2 separate regions of the Homo sapiens genome follow, and region 1 is linked to region 2. The links are chromatin contacts, found by Hi-C or POLR2A ChIA-PET in ENCODE. All regions are on one chromosome and are shown on one strand. The core of a region is the stretch at or near the end of the contact, and the rest is flanking DNA. Distances in the headings are between cores, read along the strand shown. Region 1 has its middle 17 kb from the start of PRDM8. Region 2 overlaps ANTXR2 (ANTXR cell adhesion molecule 2).

Region 1 (4,774 bases), core at 179-2,678, 180 kb after region 2:
ATATTCACAAGTTACTCTCTTCTCTGGGATGGGGGCTTTCCTTTGAATACATTTCAGGAGAAGAAATTTAAAGTTTAATGTACAATTTCTGAGTGCCTGTCATACTGGCTCTTTACAGCAGCCTGCTCGAAGACCCAGGCACATGGCCAAATAGAAAATCAGATAAGGATGCTAAAAAGAGGGGACCTCTGGCAATGACTTCCCCATGTTATTGACTCCATAAGAAAAGGCTCAAAAAGAAGATAATTTCCCCCAATCCTTCCATCCTCAGAAAATTTTATTATAAACCATAGATAATAAGAGCTCACAAGGAAAGAAAAAGTAATACTATCCATAGGACACTGTAGAGTTAGATCACACAGGGAGAGACCTTTCTAAATCACCAAGGTAGCTGTTAAAAATGCAGTTTCCCATAGGCACCCTCAGAGATTTGATGAATCTTATGTGGGACCTAGAATCTTGCATTTTCAGCAACCAGCACCAGATGATTTTAGAGTAGGTGGCTCTTGATCCTCACTTTTGAAACACCGAAGAGAGGTTAGAACTAGCCCTATGATGACTTAAATTAAAATGTAGGAGTACATCAGTCTAGAAAATAGCTATGTTCCAGAAATATGGACAGTAAATTGAATTATGTTGTTGTAAATACAGACTTTTAAAAAAACTTCATTTATGTTCTATCTTTGTTTCAGATTGATTTTCACATTTTACTCCTCCTTGCCCACTCAAGTTAGGGTCATTAGTAAGAACAAGAAAAATGTAATTGCATGAGCAAGTACCTATTCAAGAAAATGTTTAAGCTAAATCTTTATGGAAAATATAGTGTGCATCTACCATCACCCTCTGAGGAATTTGCTTTTTATTTTTTGGATTTTTTTTTTTTTTTGGGATGGAGGTTCACTCTTGTTGCCCAGGCTGGAGTGCAATGGTGCAAACTCAGCTTACTGCAACCTCCACCTCCCGGGTTCAAGCGATTCTCCTGCCTCAGCCTCCCAAGTAGCTGGAATTACAGGCGCCCGCCAAAACGCTGGGCTAATTTTTTGTATTTTTAGTAGAGACGGGGTTTCACCGTGTTGGCCAGGCTGGTCTTGAACTCCTGACCTCAGCTTATCCACCTGCCTTAGCCTCCCAAAGTGCTGGGAATTTTTTGGATTTTTACACATTCATTTTCTAAAATTGTTTCACAACTTATTTGTATGTGTGTGTTCACGAACCTCACCAATTCAGGCTCTGACATCAAGCTCCCAAGAGCTGTCTGAAGCTATGTTTTTCAAATGAATAATAACAGCAGAATTGAAAACTCTTGAGCTAACATTTTGCTCTCAACTCCAGCCTGCTAGTCAACTACTGCTGCTTCTCTGCCAGCTGATGACTGCACGGAGGCTGCCACTTTCTGATGGTGAGTGACTCTAGGCCTCAAGTGATTCAGACGCCACTGACTCTTGCTGCAGAAACTTTTGGTACTAGGGAAACAGACTCTTCCATTCACTTCACGTCACTTAACTTTCTACTGCAGTGTCCATTCACCTAGGACTCAGGCCTGAGTCTGAGGAGGTGGGGCCAAAGGAGCACCAGGTATAATGCAGTATTCACAATCACCCATCAGTTCTGATGTTGCTTATTATTTCCAAACACAATAAGGGCTCTTGGAATGCAACCCTTATATAAACATAGCTGTGATGATCCTGCCTTCTAGATGTGTCAGCACATGCCTGAAAGAAAGAGTAGGTGCCCTCTAATTCTGGGGCCACGGCTACACAGTTGCTAAATAAAGTCTAAAGTCCACACAGTTGCTTATAAGCACAAAGAATCCTGCTAAGAAATTAGATTAGAAGTCAGATTAAACATTTATTCTCATTCTGCCTCCACCATTCTCCAGCTGTGTAACCTTGAATGAACTAACTTCTCTAAACTCCAGTCTTCTCATCTGTAAATGAGAGAGTTAGATGAGATCAGAGATTCTCAGACTTCAGAATTTGTAATAATTACTAGGGAGAGTGGTAAATAGGCTTGGCTCTAATTTCTGGAGATTCAGAATGAGGGCAGCAGTGGCTAGGATACTGATTTTTTTTTTTTTTTAATAGGGACTCACTCTGTCACCTGGGCTAGAGGGCAATGGTGTGATCATAGCTCACTGCAGCCTCCAACTCCTGGGCTCAGGCAGTCCTCTGTCTCAGCCTCCCGAGTAGCTGGGACTACAAGTGCATGTCACTGTGCCTGGATAATTTTATTTTAAATTTGTATAGATGGGGTCTTGCTTTGTTACCTAGGCTGGTCTTGAACTCCTGGTTTCAAGCAATCTTCCGGCCTTGGCCTCCAGAAGTTCTGGGAATTACAGGAAAGAGCCACACTGCACCTGGCCTGTGATTTGCATTTTAATAAACCCTCTGGATGATTCTCTAACCACGTCTGGGAAATATTTGTCTAAATCAATGATTATTCATTGTGGTCCTATTAGAAACATTTAGAAAGTATTAAAAATATACTAGTGACTGGTCCCTCTCCAAATTAATTCATCATAATATCTGGGTATTTTGTCAGGGCATTGCTAGTGCCTCAAAAAAATCTTTGTGCATCAAGGGTCAAGAATCAGTGGATTAAATAATCTATAAGAACTTTTCTCAGCTTTTGAATTACAACTTCCAACCTAGCATTCTTGGTTCTATATCACAATACGTCGGTTATAAATGTGGAGTATGCTGTGTATGCAGACTTGCTAGTTATTATGAGCTGAATTATGCCCCTCCCCTCACCCAAGTTCATATGTTGAGGTCTTAACGCCCAACACCTTGGAATGTGACTGTATTTGGATTTAGGGCCTTTAAAATTAAGTTATTGGTTGGGTCCTAATCCAATAGGGCTGATGTCCTTATATGAAGGGTAGATTAGGACACAGATAACACAGACAGAGGGGCGACTATGTGAGGATACAGTAAGAAGGTGACCATTTGCAAGCCAAGGAGAGAGACCACGGAAGAAACCAAACCTGTCAACACTTTGTTCTTGGCCTTCTAGCCTCCGGAATTGTGAGGAAATGAATTTCTGTTGTTTAAGTCACCCAATATGTGGTATTTTGTTATGGCAGCCCTGAGAAACTAATACACTAGTCAAATAGTTCACTGAAACCTATCTTACTTTGAAGAAAATAATGTTCGTCTAATTAGTTCAGAAACAACATATCTCTAAGTATCGACATAAATACACTAAATTAAAGGCTTAACTATACAAAAATAAGTGATTTTGTAGTTTTTTCCCCCAAAGTCATGATTGAAAACAGGTTATGGAAATAAGTAATGCCTTTTAAAATATCATGATCTAACCTTGAGGATGATGTTTTAAATAAAAGGATTAAGAAAGAGCAGGACTAGAAATAATTTCAGTGCTTTTCACTACCAATAATGAATAGCAAACCCAATTTCAATTAAATCAACAAACAACTACCAAATGTTTAACGTTATCTGGTAAGATATAATGTAAATTTTAATTATGAACATATATGAAGCAGAATCTGTTATTTTAGTTTTGATGCCAGGTTTTTATAAAACCACCCTGTCTATTCCCCTCGTATATCCCAATTTCTTAAGTGTCTTCCTTAAGGTTTCCTCAATCTTAACTTTCATCGTATCTATTCAAAGTAAAAATACTAGAGATCCATTTAAAATCAGAGCCCGGGAAAGAACAAACTATTAAAGAAAAAGATATATTGCCACCTAGTGGAAGACAGGCGGAATCATCTTCTTGTAATTCAAGTTTTAAACCACAGAATGGTTAGTACAAGCAATGTTTTTAAATGGTTTTTGATAGTGTGTAATTATGCTTTGTTATTTAAAAGATGTCTTTCCTGTTTAGCTGCTAAATCACTTTTAACTTTTGAGTTATATATTTAGCAATCACTTAAAGGTATACGCTGCTGCTATATATATTGAGCAATAAAGTTGAACATAGTCTTTCTCAAAAACATTGAGCTAGAATGCTAAAAACACTTACAGGTAATTCTGAAAAATATTTACCACCCACAGAATGTCAGTAGTATGGTAAACAGCCAATGTAAACATAGCTGACCAAACATTGGTAAGTCACTTCTCTGGACCTGTTTCCTCATTTAAAACAATGGGGTTACACTATGTAATTTATAAAATATTTTCAATTCTAATATAATTAGATTAAGTAGTTATAATATACACTTATATTTATTATGTTTTAGGTCTCTGTAATAGTTAGGTGAGTGACCAAACTTGGTTTAGAAAGTAGTATTGGTGAATTATTTGGTGTGTGTCCTTGAAATAACATTTCAGCATAGAACTAAAAGAAGTTTATTAATGGGAAGGAACTTCCTATCTATTTATTTGGTTGCCAGGTTTCCAGAGTTTTTTTTTCCATGAGAGTAAGGTGACCTGGCTAATTTTAACTTCAGCAATTACACTCTATCCAGCTAAATTATCCTTGCAACTTTTATTTGAGTATAACATCGTTTATTGTTTCCTGTCCTAAACTTTTAGGAAGTTGTTATTAACTGATTTACTCTTGTTGACCTTTAACAAATACACAGGATGATATTAACTACTGGTAATTCTATAAGAGCCTTTCTTTCTATAGGCCAGGAAAGGAAAGGGGAGTTTAAAGATACTTCCCTTTTAGTTGCCCTTGGTATGTCCCAAGAATGTCACAATCCTTAATTAGTTAACCATATGATGTGCAGGACCTCTGAAAAGATTTTATTTCAGATGGTATAACGCAAGGAGCTTAAGTTATCAAATTGTTCTTGCTCCAATTG
Region 2 (4,742 bases), core at 2,216-4,715:
GTGAAAGTTAGATGTCCAAAGGAAAATGAACTTATTTCACAAGTTTAATAAAACATTTGTCTACAATAAATAAATGCATTTTATGAAGTCACATACTTAAATCGCCCTTGTAACTTTAATAAAATATGAAAAAAATGATTTAGACTAAAATATGCAGAAAAGTTACTTAGTCAAACTGATCATTCTAGAATCTAAAAGAGGAAAATACCAATTTCACTTATTTGAGGATTTACTTTAATAAACCTAATCTTATGTAGCTAAACATGAAATACGTTTATTTTATAATGAACTCAAATATGTAATCAAAAGGAGCTAGGTGAAGCTAATGCTTAGATACAAATGACTACTGAATAAAAATAAAATTATCTTGTCCTACTCAATTGTGGAACCTACTATGAAGAGAGTTTGTAAATTTTTGCCTTACTAAAATTGTGATCTTAATAGAAAAGAGAGGAATTAATTATGACATTTAGCATGCTAAGATCCTTACCATTTTAATTCAATAAACACATATTGAATAGGTACTGTGTGTATGGCCAAAGCTGTGTTAATTGGAGTGTTTATACTCAGATAAACAGCAAAATGGCAGATGAATCTAAAAAAATAACTCTACCAGAGTTTACAAAGTTATAAAATCTGCTTTACAATATAAATTTTGAAGGGCAAATAATAATTAATAAGGAAAAACATTTATATAGATACTCAAGATGCTCAGAAAACTAAGGTCTATTTAAGAGGGAGGGTTTTTTCAGAATGAAAACAAAAACGTACTCTTGGCTTTTTTAAAAGTCAAAGGTAGGGAAAATTAAAACTCAATTCAATAAATACGAAAATTATCAACCAAAACTATGCTGGGTGAGAATTTGAGATGCAAAAATCTATAAGGCAAAAAAAGACTATCTTCAATAAATTAACAAATTATTGGGAAATTAGATAAAGAAAACAAGTGACAAAAAAAAAGAAAGAAAAAAAGGAACAAGTAGGAGAGAAGCTGAAGATAATTAGATTTTAAGGCAGGTGTGACAAGAAAGAAGCCTGAGGAAAGAAGCAATTAAATCATGTGTTTGATGTAGTAGGTACAGAGTACAGTCAGGAAAAGTGGGTTCAAATATCAGCTCTGTCCATTATTAGCTGTGTAACCACATGCAAGTAATTTCATTCTTTTAGCCACAAACCATCATCTGTTCAATGAGGGAAGTTAGGACAGGGTCCAGCATTTATTAAGTTATAAACAAATGTTGCCATTATTAAATAACTATTAAATAATTATCACTACTATTTGTATTATCATTCAGACTTCATTTCTTTCTTCTTAGATTAAAAAATATGTCAGTTAGTTTTCGTTGGAGAAAAAAAGAAAACATTTGATGCTGATGTGCTTTGCAGAGATTAAGACAACACTGAGATTACTGGGGACCTACTCGTTGTATATGTTTCATTTACAGTGTAAGTGCAGAGAACACTGCCATTCCGACTGCCCAGCATGAATCCTCTTCCACTTAAGACAATCTGAAATTCCTCTAGAAGTAAAAGGAAAAATAAACATTTAATCACTGCTTTACCAAAAAAATAAAAAACACAAGCTGAAATGAAAGTATTAAGGTGCAAAGAATAATTTTTTTCATACTATTCAGTTAACTAATAGCAATGAAGACATAGCTCTATATTTCCAACTGTGCTGGCTTTCCCAGACCCTCTAGGTAAATGTAGTGAAGATACCATTCACTGCCACATGGGGATGCATTATTTTATTTTCTAAACAAAGTGATTCCCAGTAGTGACCAAGGTATAGAACAGAAGCATTAACAGTCATTCCCAGACAGATACTATACAAACCTCCTCAACTTCTATCCTTAGGAAAATACCAGGGGGAAAAAACTTTGTTTTTCCCTACTCTCAGGTATTAAAGTTTGGGAATGTAAATAAAACTAATTATGTACGTTTTTTAGTTCTTCGAAAAGTCGTATGTAGTACTTTCTTTAATCTATGCCTGTTCCATACAGAATTCTTCTTTAACCACTTCTTCACCTTACTAATCCTGATTCATTTTCTATTTCAAACCTATAAATAATCAAAAGATCACGTATTTTGAATTACTAATAATCGATGGCCAGTCACAAAAGTTGATTTAACTTATTGTACCATTATTTATAGTAGAAGCAAGCACTAAAACTTGTTAGAGAGTGAGAGAATAGGCTGGAATGAAAGTTAACTGATCAAATATCTTGACAGACAATGCATGTTTACTGCTAAGCTGCAAGATAGTATACTAACTATTTTAATAGTGATTAACGCTTATTTAAAAGGTAAATTGAAGCACAAATAAAATTTTAAATAGTTTATTTGAGCAGAAGATTCTTGAATTAGACAGATCCAAATCAGAAGAGGTTTGGCAGCTTTACCAAGGGAATACAAGGGGGAGGCTTTTATAGAACCAACGTGGAAGTAAACCAAAGAAAGTATTTGACGGGTTATAGTTACACAGTTGCCTTGTTTGGTCTATCCTGTGGAAAGTCCCTAGTTATATAAGTTTGTTGGTTGTTTTTGATTGGTTGCACTTAAATTCTATTTTTCTTAATGTAGGCATTGACAATAAATAGTTCAAATTAAATTCCAATTATATTTGTAAATCAAATAAGGTTAAGGCTACTTACGAGGCCTAAGTGTTTTTGCCTGCTTAAGGCTTCTTCAGGCCTGTTCTCTATTTTAATTTAACATTACCAGTCCTCTAAAACTTCTCATATCTAACATAATACAAGTATAATATAGTCATTAACTATGCAAGAAACTACTGCCAACCCACTTTTCATTTACTATGTTATGAAAGGAATTTCACTTGCAAGTTAAAATAAAGTGCAGGTAAAATGTGATTCGGTAAGAGTATGGGCATTCAAGTCAGACAGGAAAGGGTCAAACAGGGTAATTACTAGTAGCAAGTACTGAACCTGTCTCTGCCTCAGCTTCCCCATCTGTAAACCAGGGATGTATAAAACTTTCAATAGTGTTGTTATAAGGATTAGGTAAAATTATAAATGCAAACAACCCAGTATACCCTCAGCACAAAATTGGAGTTTAATAAACAACAGCTACTATTTTAATATTATTTTTCCATTTATTTTTCTTTGTTATCTCTAGAAATGTATTAACCTTCACTGTTAGGGAAGATAATCCTTCCCTGGGAAGTTCAGATGCACTACTTTCCTTAAACATCTCCATATTCATTCATTAGGGAATCTAGAAGATGCAGAATGTGAGACCATGCACAACTGGCTGAGAGGCTCTATGGTACATTACACAACATATTTTCTCCCCCACCAGACCCAATATTTTTCCTTTTTAAAGTAAAGTCAGGTTAAAATGAACTGTAGGTCAGGCTTGAAAAAGAAACAAAATAGGCCAGAGAGAATCACACTCTGTCTGGGCAAGGATGGCTGGGAGGTGTGAAAACCTGAGTATGTGCTTAGCACCAGCTGATAAAGCCACCTGCTTCCTTCCTGCAATCCGTCCATAAGTCACTTCCTTATGTGCCCTGAGCTGGCAGATTCTGTACTTTGTCCAGGTCATCAAAGCATGGAGCTCAAAGTCTACATATACCTGACTGTTTGTATAATCAGACAAAAGAAACAATTTCATATTTTATTTTATTTGCCATAGGAAAGGTCTCAAGCGTGAACTAAATATACAGAAGATTCTAAAAGCCTGTCACACAATATGCTCATTATTTAAAATAACATTCCAATCTTAAAAATTTGAATTTAAAATAGAAATATTTCAAGGAATTATTTAAAAATTCTTACACAAAAAAGATGCCAAAAAAGTTAATTTTGCTATTCTTTTTCCAACATGAGTTTCATATCATATATTTTAGCTAGGAAAAAAATACAATTTCTTACATGGTATTTTTAAATTCTAAACACTTACCCCCCACACAGACACTTGAGGGCTGCAATTCTAGGATTTCAGTACATGACTGAGCTAGTATCTAAAAAAGAAAAAAAAAAAAGATTACCAAGCTATAGATCTAAAATTACAATGTGAAGTAAATTATAAGATTAGTAATAACCTTGAGGTCTTCTCCATACTTCAATAGATCTCAGAGAAAATCTATTAACTATAGCGTGTACAGCTACCAAGTTCTTAGGAAACTTCTGCACTGTATTTCAGGGTATATTTTAAGATTATGTACTGTAGGATCCTTATTTGATTAAAGTAAATTCAGATAAGCACAGGAAAAGTGAGCATTGTCTCAAAGTCTGATAACCTTGGGTATGAATAGATAACTAAAATTTCCTGCTGCCATAAAATCTATGTTGACTTTCCCAATCAAGCAAAAACAAGATAACAAATCAGACCCCCTGTTTAGTAATGCTGTTATGTTTTCTGTTCAGAAGACCAATATAATATCAATAAAAAAGCACTGCTGACTGGGTGCGGTGGTTCAAAATAATATCAATAAAAAAGCACTTCTGACTGTGCACAGTGGCTCATGCCTATAATCGCAGCCGTTTGGGAGGCCGAGGCAGAGGGATCACTTGGGGTCAGGAGTTCAAGACCAGCCTGGCCAACATAGTGAATCCTGTCTCTACTAAAAATACAAAAAATGAGCCAGGTATGGTGGCTCGCGCCTGTAATCCCAGCTACTCGGGAGGCTGAGGCAGGAGAATCGCTTTAACACAGCAATGAGCCAAGGTCATGCCACTTCACTCCAGCCTGGACGACAGAGCAAGCCTCCGTCTCAAACA

The links. A loop is a pair of places that touch in the nucleus more often than their neighbours do. ChIA-PET counts read pairs that join two places held with the same protein, here RNA polymerase II (POLR2A). Pooled maps may share reads with other maps.
Region 1: a loop to region 2 is called in a map of Caco-2, with 2.1 times the contacts of the local background. The contact joins two enhancer-like sites. A Hi-C loop is called at or near these places in 1 of 168 maps with a recorded cell type or tissue (Caco-2) and 3 of 50 pooled maps. POLR2A ChIA-PET finds 5 or more read pairs at or near these places in 2 of 52 experiments (activated CD4-positive, alpha-beta memory T cell and activated naive CD4-positive, alpha-beta T cell).

What each region holds. Positions count from the first base shown.
Region 1 is chr4:80,211,928-80,216,701 of GRCh38, forward strand. No RefSeq gene overlaps it. Among named protein-coding and RNA genes, the nearest start is that of PRDM8, 17 kb to the left of the region's middle. Within about 2 kb of position 1,429, at least 2 of the 41 ENCODE cell types and tissues checked have a DNase peak (open chromatin) inside an H3K27ac peak, as active enhancers do.
Region 2 is chr4:80,032,051-80,036,792 of GRCh38, forward strand. ANTXR2 (ANTXR cell adhesion molecule 2) reads right to left here. Exons shown (of 17, transcript NM_058172.6): 8 at 3,922-3,982; 9 at 1,422-1,520. Among named protein-coding and RNA genes, the nearest start is that of ANTXR2, 39 kb to the right of the region's middle. Within about 2 kb of position 3,466, at least 5 of the 41 ENCODE cell types and tissues checked have a DNase peak (open chromatin) inside an H3K27ac peak, as active enhancers do.